Regions from separate parts of the Homo sapiens genome. Here all the other regions are linked to region 2. The links are chromatin contacts, found by Hi-C or POLR2A ChIA-PET in ENCODE. All regions are on one chromosome and are shown on one strand. Each heading gives the region's core, a stretch centred on a gene start or an enhancer-like site at or near the end of the contact. The rest is flanking DNA. Distances are from core to core; before and after follow the strand shown.

Region 1 (2,700 bases), core at 2-2,501, 70 kb after region 2:
GGCGTACGCCTGTAATCCCAGCTACCCAGGAGGCTAAGGCAGGAGAATCACTGGAACCCTGGAGGCAGAGGCTACAGTGAGCCGAGATCACACCACTGCATTCCAGCCTGGGCGACAGAGAAAGACTCCGTTTCAAAAAAATAGAAAATAAAAACACTTCCAGCTGGGCACACTGGCTCACACCTGTAATCCCAGCACTTTGGGAGGCTGAGGCAGGCGGATCAGTTGAGGTCAGGAGTTTGAGACCAGCATGGCCAATCCCATCTCTACTAAAATACAAAAATTACCAGGACGTAGTGGCACATGCCTGTAATCGCAGCTGCCTGGGAGGCTGAGGGACGAGAATCACTTGAACTCAGGAGGCAGAGGTTGCAGTGAGCCAAGACCATGCCACTGCACTCCAGCCTGGGCAACACAGCAAGACTCTGCCTTAAAAAATAAAAAATAACACTTTCACCATCTCCCTATTGCCTGCCTTAAAAAATAAAAAATAAAAAATAACACTTTCACCATCTCCCTATTGCCTATTGAATAAAGTTCACATCTTCACCCACCACCTCCACAATCTGACTTTATCTCCCTCAAATCCCCTCACAAATATGCTACACTCCAGTGGTTTGTTCCTCAAACTGCTTCCCCCTGTACACATCCAGAAATACACCACAGTATCCTCGTATTTTCCTCAAAGCCTTGTTCTCATTGTTCTCTTCACCAGTTGCCAATTGTCCAAACGCAATCCGTCCTCTTTATGATTTTAAAACTGTATTTAAGTAAATATTTAAACTGAAGCCCACATTTCATAAAACCCAGAGCAGTCTGAACCCTACCAGCAAGTGCTTCCTCCTTCCCCACAGCAACCCCTGGTAGTCCAACCACCTCCTCCCTCCCCAGCCTAATTAACCACAGAAGCAGGCCTGTCTACCCTGGAAATCGCACATAATGAGGCAGGATGGGGGATGCCATCTGGGAGAATGCCAAGACTGCCTAAGGGTGGTGAGGTTTTGTCCTTGTTTACTTGTTTGAAATAATAAGCAGAAAGGCAAATAAAGTACTAACTGGACTTAATTTACAACTCTTCCTCCCTGGGAACTTCAAAGGCGATCTGGCGTGTGGATGGCGGTGTGATCTGGTCCACATTGGACATGCTCAAATGAAAGCTGCATCATCCTGCCCCAGAAACACCCAAGAGGCCCAGGACACGGCCAGAGCATGTCACCACTGACCGTATGTAGCTCAGCCGGTATGTTACAACTGCGATAGTGCCTTTTTATTTCAAAAAGGATCTTCTCCACCCACGTACTTCGAAGAAAACCTGTTCCAGAGAATTTCTGTTGCATGATGTCACCTACATTGCACATTCTATTTTTAGGCTAGAAATGACTACATCTGAGGTTTTCAGGGAAAACCGCTGGGGAGGAAGCTACATAAATAAATGTATATTTATTGAGGTTTTAAAATGCTAAGTGGATAAAGCACTGCTCTTTTACAGATATTTTTAAAAGGAAGTTTAGAGAAAGCTAAATGCTTAGGGAATATTTTGGAGACCCTGTCCTGATTGGTCTTGATCTGTAAATACCTTTGCCTTTGTGGCTTCACATTACATTTTTTTGTCAAATATCTCATAAAAGCAATTTTAAGCAAGTACTTGTTCCTGCTTAATGCTTCCCAGTCTTTGTGTCTGAAGGTAAAAAGTAAACAGCTCTTGGCCAGGTATAGTGGTTTCACGCCTGTAATCCCACCAGTTTGGGAGGTCGAGGCAGGCAGATCACCTGAGGTCAGGAGTTTGAGAACAGCCTGGTCAACATGGTGAAACCCCATCTCTACTAAAAATACAAAAATTAGCTGGGCGTAGTGGTGGGTGCCTGTAATCCCAGCTACTCGGGAGGTTGAGGCAGGAGAATTGCTTGAATCCAGCAGGTGGAGGTTGCAGTGAGCTGAGATTGCGCCACTACCCTCCAGCCTGGGTGACAGAGCAAGACTCTGTCAAAAAAAAAAAAAAAAAAAAGCGTAAACAGCTCCTTTACAACCTGCTGACAAAGGATGCAAGGACAGCGGGCACAGCAAACATAACTCAGGCTACACACTACAAAGCCCTTCAGGAACATGTGACTAAATCATAACCTCAAAGAGTGCAATACGGTGAGGAGAATACTTCCAGGTAGAATTTCTTTTTTTTTTCTTTTTCAGAAATAGGGTCTTGCTGTGTTGCCCCACCTGATCTTGAGCTCCTGGCCTCAAATGAACCTCCAGCCTCAGCCTCCCAAAGTACTGGGATTACAGGTGTGAGTCACCGTGCCTGGACAAGAATTTCTAAAATCAATCCCAATTGTCTGTTACCAGAAACTCACAAGACTAACATGAGAAAGGGAGTGCATGTACGGCAGGGGTTGGGAGAAGGGTGTAGGGGAGAAGGGAGTGTGGGGAGGACACAGGAAGGGGTTAGGGCCTGGGCTATGGGGAGGGGAGAACCAAAAATGAAAAATTAGTAGCATTAGAAAGGTGCACTTAAAATAACTAAAGTGATGATTCTGTCAAAGAATGGATAATGGACCACAAGTGATAATTACCCTCATTCTTTAAAACAGTTTCTCTTCAGGCCACCTGACCATCCAGACCCCTGGATTTATGTAAGGGTTTATGTTCAAGTAACCTCCCCTCTTAATCAGAGAATAGCACCAACTATGATGTCATCAATTAAAC
Region 2 (2,700 bases), core at 80-2,579:
GTGAGGGTGACAGAATGTGAACAGAGACTTTCTTTAAAGCCCCACACTTAGAAGTTACCTGTAAGCCTCACGTTGTATTACTGCTTGATGGTCCACCTTTCCCCATCTTGGTAACTCATCTGTATAAGCCCCAAATTCAAGACCTCGGTGCTCAAATGAGAGGAAGGCAGAGCACCAACCTGTCCTGATGGGTGTGTCACCCGGGCCCTCAGACTGCCCTTTATCTATGCCTGAATGAACCAAGAAGGGAATAAACTCTTAAAAATCCCAGCTGAGTGCATTGGCTCATGCCTGTAATCCCAGCACTTTGGGAGGCCGAGGTGGGTGGATCATCTGAAGTCAGGAGTTCGAGACAAGCCTGGACAACATGTCAAAACCCCATCTCTACCAAAAATACAAAAATTAGCTGTGTGCAGTTGTGCATGCCTGTAATCCCAGCTACATGCGAGGCTGAGGTGGGAGAACTGCTTGAACCTGGAAGGCAAAGGTTGCAGTCAGCCAAGATCGCACCATTTCACTCCAGCTTGGGTGACAGAGCGAGACCCATCTCAAACAAACAAACAAACAAATAAATAGAAAATCCCAAAACCAGCTGAGAGTGGCATGCAAGGTAGGAAGATGGCAGGACTCCTCCAGGCATGCAGCATTTGTGGTTTCTGAGCAGTTGGTGATGAAATCCCCGCTGTGCAGATGCCAGGCCAGAACCTTCTAAGCAACTGCACATCTCAGAGCCTCCTCCTCTGCCAGCTGTTTTCTGAAAACACCAGAGGACTCAGGTGGCAGCAAAGAATGAGAGAGCGCAAAGGCAGGTGAATAGCAGAGGCGGCAGCATGCGCTGGAGGCTGAACAAACACAGTCGGGGTGTGGAAGGGGCAAGAACCAACGAAAGGATGAAAGAGGGAAAGAGAATTGGGGGTGCCTTTAAAACAAACCTCCATTCTCCTCCTTCCTTCCATACTAATGACACATCCATGTTTTTCTTGCCCTTTTCTTCATGTTATTATCAAGACAGCAGGAGACGGATTTACAAAACGAATGATCCCATCTTAACCTTCAGCAGTTAGAAGCTAGTGTTTGAGATGGTGAAAATACCATCATGTGTACCTGGATGAAGCACTTCCAGGCAGAGTTTTTCCATGACCCCTCCTCCCTCAACTCCAGACACATCTACTCATGACACACACATCTACTCTTAGCTGAGTCTATAGAGGAAATTGCAAAATGACTCAGAACAATTTCTCACAACTTACTTTTGCAAAAGCAAAAGCAGCCACCACTGTGGAGCCGGAACTTTATCACAAGGTGAGAATCTGCTATGAGTCATGAAAGGCACAGAAAATGCCTTGAAACTCAAACACATCTTCTTTCACTCAGTACAAGGTTTTCATTGGACTACAATCTCTACGCAAGAATATTGACAGAAGGCAGCCAGGTGACGATTTCAGAACTTTGAACAATGGCAAGCATCTGAGCAGGCCTCGGTGAAGGGGATTTAATGAGTGAATGAATAATGCGACACTACACCCACCCCCCTGGGTAAATATTAAAGATCGGATGAGATTCCAGGCACCCACACAGTGGCAAGCCAAAATTAGATAGTAATTGTGCCTATTACTTCTTTAAAAGAAAAAGGGCGAACGACAACAAGGGCTTAGCTAATTTGCTGACATGGAAAGGGGAAGGGTGAAATTCACTGGCAACGCCCTTGCCGGGGAACACAGGAGCCACAGCCACCTGAGCGTCCCTTACGCTGAGCATAAAAAACACCCCTCCTAGTCCATCAGACAGCTATTTATTTTACTAAAGAGATCCATAAAAGTTTGGTTTGGGATCAAAATGTTAAAATTCTTACTCCAAAAAAAAACCCATTTTGTTCACTAATGATAGAAAATAAAACTTTCAAAATGCCAAAACATCCCAGCACGTAATGCTGCGATTGGTGTTTAACAACCTGGGTTTGCATCCATTGAAGTGCAGAGTAAAAAAAAAAAAAAAAAGAAAAAAAAATCTGGGGATGTCTAACCACCATCATCAATATAATCTATTCTGGTCTCAACCTAATAATTTATTTGCCATCTAGGGGTTGTTATTTATTTAACGTTCCTCAACATCTCTTAGCACATTAAAAAAATAAAGCATTAATAGCTAATCTCACCCAAGCAATTAGACTAAGATAAAAACAAAGTTCAAAATATCACTTGACTATATAAACACAGTGCTGTTCATATTGCAGGTACTTGATAACTGATTCTGCAATATCAATAATATTAAGACACAGGCTAGGCTATTCAGATGTTTACTCAAAGTAAGGATCACAAACTGACGGTTCATAAATTCCTAACAGGGAAAGCTGTGAATAAACATCGTAAGACTGGGGAGCTCCCTGGAATTGTCTGCAATTTCTAACGTATGTGCATAAGCAATCTTCTGGGGACCCATAGCTTTCCTCAGATTCTCAAATGGTCTGCTTGAAATAAGTTCCTAAATAACGTAAGTGCATAAAAGAGCAGAGAGCATCTGGAAATACGGTATCTAACCATCCTGACCTTCGCATACCATTACCTGAGAAGCCTCCAAAAATCTTACAGGTTTTAGCTTCAATGAAATGCATGAAGGACAATAAACGACCGAAGCAAATTCTAATAGGGTTCTGCTAAGATTCTTCTTCTAAGCAGCTCTCCATATTCATGGGGATAAAAA
Region 3 (2,700 bases), core at 177-2,676, 97 kb after region 2:
GACCAAACTAATGATTCTTGAAGAGAAAAATTAGGGAAAGTATCTTTATTCTGTCAGTCTAAATACACAGATCTCAGTGATCAGAGAGATACATTTTCATTATACATAAACTACTGGTAGAGCTAAAATCTCTCCACAGTATTTTGAGAGACTTTTGCTCAAAAACTATCACATTTTTATAACATGACACCAGGTACCAGGCTCTGTTGGGGCTCTAGGAATACCACAAAAGAAAAAGGCCTGGAAGTCCTCAAAAATGAGGCTGAGATGAAAAATGGGGGAAAAAATAAGAGCTCTCATTTGGGAAAGAAAAACATTTTAATAAAACTAATCTCTAGAGCTTTTGTAAAGACTTCAGGTATCTTCACTTTAGAATATGATGAGAGAAGTAAGTATGAAGCTGACTTAGAATATGGGCATCAGAAAAACTTAATATTAGACTCTTACTTCCTTGTAAAAACCCCAGTTTGCTCAAGGAGTCTATTAGTTAAGCCAAACTCAAAGTGAAAAGGGGGAGAAGGAGGGAGGGAGGAAGGGAGGAAAGAAGAAACCATCTCTTTTGATTCTGAAATAATTTTTTTGAGGTGGGATCTTGCTATGTTGCCCAGGCTGGTTTCAAACCCCTGGGCTCAAGGGATTCTCCTGCCTCAGCCTCCCAAGTAGCTGGAACTACAGGCACATGCCACCATGCCCAGCTAGTTTCTCACTCAAACCAGTATATCACTATTTTAGGTCAGTTGGAGGTGATGCTCTTCTGGTGAGATCTCCAGATATATTTAGTAGGCTTTTTATTTTTAATTCTTTTATATCTAAGAATGTGTAGCCACAAAACAGAAGTTAAATGGATTGACTTTTCTTTGGTGGTAATTATCAAATATTTTAAAACCAAAATCGCTAGCCCAAATAATTAAACCTTTACTTATTACCTTAATCACAGTCATGCAACTTGACGTGACCCCCAGGCACAAGGGTTGGGTTTACCTGACGTCTAGTTTCTGCTGTGAGGGAGGTTAGTGGTCAGTAGGCTTTACATGGTCTTGGGAGCAACACAGCACATTTAACAAGCACGCAAAGTGAGTCCATGAAGTGAGCCTGAAAAACAGAAACGCAAGAAAACTCTGTGAAGCGTTTTACTCCAAGCTCCCACAAAGTCAAAAGGAAGCCTTAACGCAAATTATATGAAGAAACAACTGGTGTCCAGGGTCACTGTCAAGGTAATAAATGAAACGTCTGTGAACCGTGTGATTCATCAGGGTCATTTGAAGCCAGAACTGCCCACCCAGTCTTGCAAAGGCCACCAACTCAACACCCAGTCTGCAGTCAAATGCATGCCTTTGTTTCAGGGGAGACCGCTCCAGTGAGTCATGCGTGGCTCATCTGTCACCATGACCAGGAAAACAACTCTCAGTCTCACAGGGCTGCAGGAGCGTCAGGCTGTGTGACGAGAGGTGGCCCTTGTTCTCTATTTGACCAAGCAGCAAAAACAAAGCCCAAAATATAACATCACAGTGAATAGTCCTTGGTTAAAATAATTTAGCTTGTAGAGGTTGACCTCATAAATGAGATTAAAAGCTTTCTCAAGCACATGTTAGCAGGGGCAAGAGGTCCCCCTCTGAGGGATAAGGCAGGGCTTCTGAAAGGGAGGAGGACTGGCTGAGATGGGGAGGCTCCCCTCTGGCCGTGCTCACTGCTGGACACGAAGCCACAGACACGGGAAGCAGAGGGGTGAGGCCTTAATAGTGACTTTTTGTTCCTTTAAAAAAAAAAAAAAAAGTTTATTTGTAATTGTGGTCAAACATGGATAACATAACATTTTCCATCTTACCATTTATTTATTTATTTATTTATTTGAGACAGAGTTTTGTTCTTCTTGCCCAGGCGGGAGTGCAGTGGCACAATCTCGGCTCACTGCAACCTCCGCCTCCTGGGTTCAAGCGATTCTCCTACCTCAGCCTCCTGAGTAACTGGGATTACAGGCACGCACCACCACGCCCAGCTAATTTTGTATTTTTAGTAGAGACAGGGTTTCTCCATGTTGGTCAGACTGTTCTCAAACTCCCGACCTCAGGTGATCTGCTCACCTCAGCCTCCCAAAGCGCGGGGATTACAGGCGTGAGCCACCGCGCCTGGCCCATCTTACCCATTTTTAAATGTACAGGGCAGCAGTAAGTACACTGTTGTACAACCGTCACCGACATCCATCTTCAGAACTCTTTCCATCTTGCAGAACAGAAACTCTGCACCCATTAAACAGCAATTCCCCGGTCCCACAGCCCCTGGCAACTGTCATTCTACTTTCTGCCTCTATGAATTTGAGGACTCTAGATACCGCATATAAGTGAAAGCATTTGTCTTTTTGCAACTGGCTTATTTCACTTAGTATAATGCCCTCAAGTTTCATCCACGTGGTAGCAGATGTCAGAATTTCCTTCCTTGTTAAGGCTGAATAGCATTCTATTACATGTGCATGCCACATTTTGTTTATTCATTCATCCCATGGAGAGACACTTGGGTTGCTTCCACCTCTTGGCTATTATGAATAATGCTGCTATGACCATGGGTGTTTAACTAGCTCTTCCAGACCCTGCTTTCAATTCTTTATGATATATACCCAGAAGTGGAAATGCAATAGCATTAGGTTATTCTATTTTTATTTTATTTTTAGAAAATAAACTATTTATTGTCATAAGCACACCACTT

What was found. A loop is a pair of places that touch in the nucleus more often than their neighbours do. ChIA-PET counts read pairs that join two places held with the same protein, here RNA polymerase II (POLR2A). Pooled maps may share reads with other maps.
Region 1: a loop to region 2 is called in a pooled map, with 9 times the contacts of the local background. The contact joins two enhancer-like sites. A Hi-C loop is called at or near these places in 8 of 50 pooled maps. POLR2A ChIA-PET finds 5 or more read pairs at or near these places in 2 of 52 experiments (Panc1 and activated CD4-positive, alpha-beta memory T cell).
Region 3: a pooled map shows a loop between it and region 2 (6-fold over the local background). The contact joins two enhancer-like sites. A Hi-C loop is called at or near these places in 6 of 50 pooled maps. POLR2A ChIA-PET finds 5 or more read pairs at or near these places in 2 of 52 experiments (Panc1 and activated T-cell).

What each region holds. Positions count from the first base shown.
Region 1 is chr6:155,152,927-155,155,626 of GRCh38, reverse strand. The region is part of intron 7 of TIAM2 (TIAM Rac1 associated GEF 2); the gene reads right to left. Among named protein-coding and RNA genes, the nearest start is that of CLDN20, 110 kb to the left of the region's middle. Within about 2 kb of position 1,251, at least 7 of the 41 ENCODE cell types and tissues checked have a DNase peak (open chromatin) inside an H3K27ac peak, as active enhancers do.
Region 2 is chr6:155,222,825-155,225,524 of GRCh38, reverse strand. The region is part of intron 15 of TIAM2 (TIAM Rac1 associated GEF 2); the gene reads right to left. Among named protein-coding and RNA genes, the nearest start is that of CLDN20, 40 kb to the left of the region's middle. RefSeq lists an enhancer at 572-1,771. Within about 2 kb of position 1,329, at least 9 of the 41 ENCODE cell types and tissues checked have a DNase peak (open chromatin) inside an H3K27ac peak, as active enhancers do; they include Panc1, where a contact is called at or near this core.
Region 3 is chr6:155,125,882-155,128,581 of GRCh38, reverse strand. It overlaps TIAM2 (TIAM Rac1 associated GEF 2), which reads right to left. Exons shown (of 27, transcript NM_012454.4): 3 at 982-1,092. Among named protein-coding and RNA genes, the nearest start is that of TIAM2, 130 kb to the right of the region's middle. RefSeq lists enhancers at 649-1,395, 403-1,602. Within about 2 kb of position 1,426, at least 4 of the 41 ENCODE cell types and tissues checked have a DNase peak (open chromatin) inside an H3K27ac peak, as active enhancers do; they include Panc1, where a contact is called at or near this core.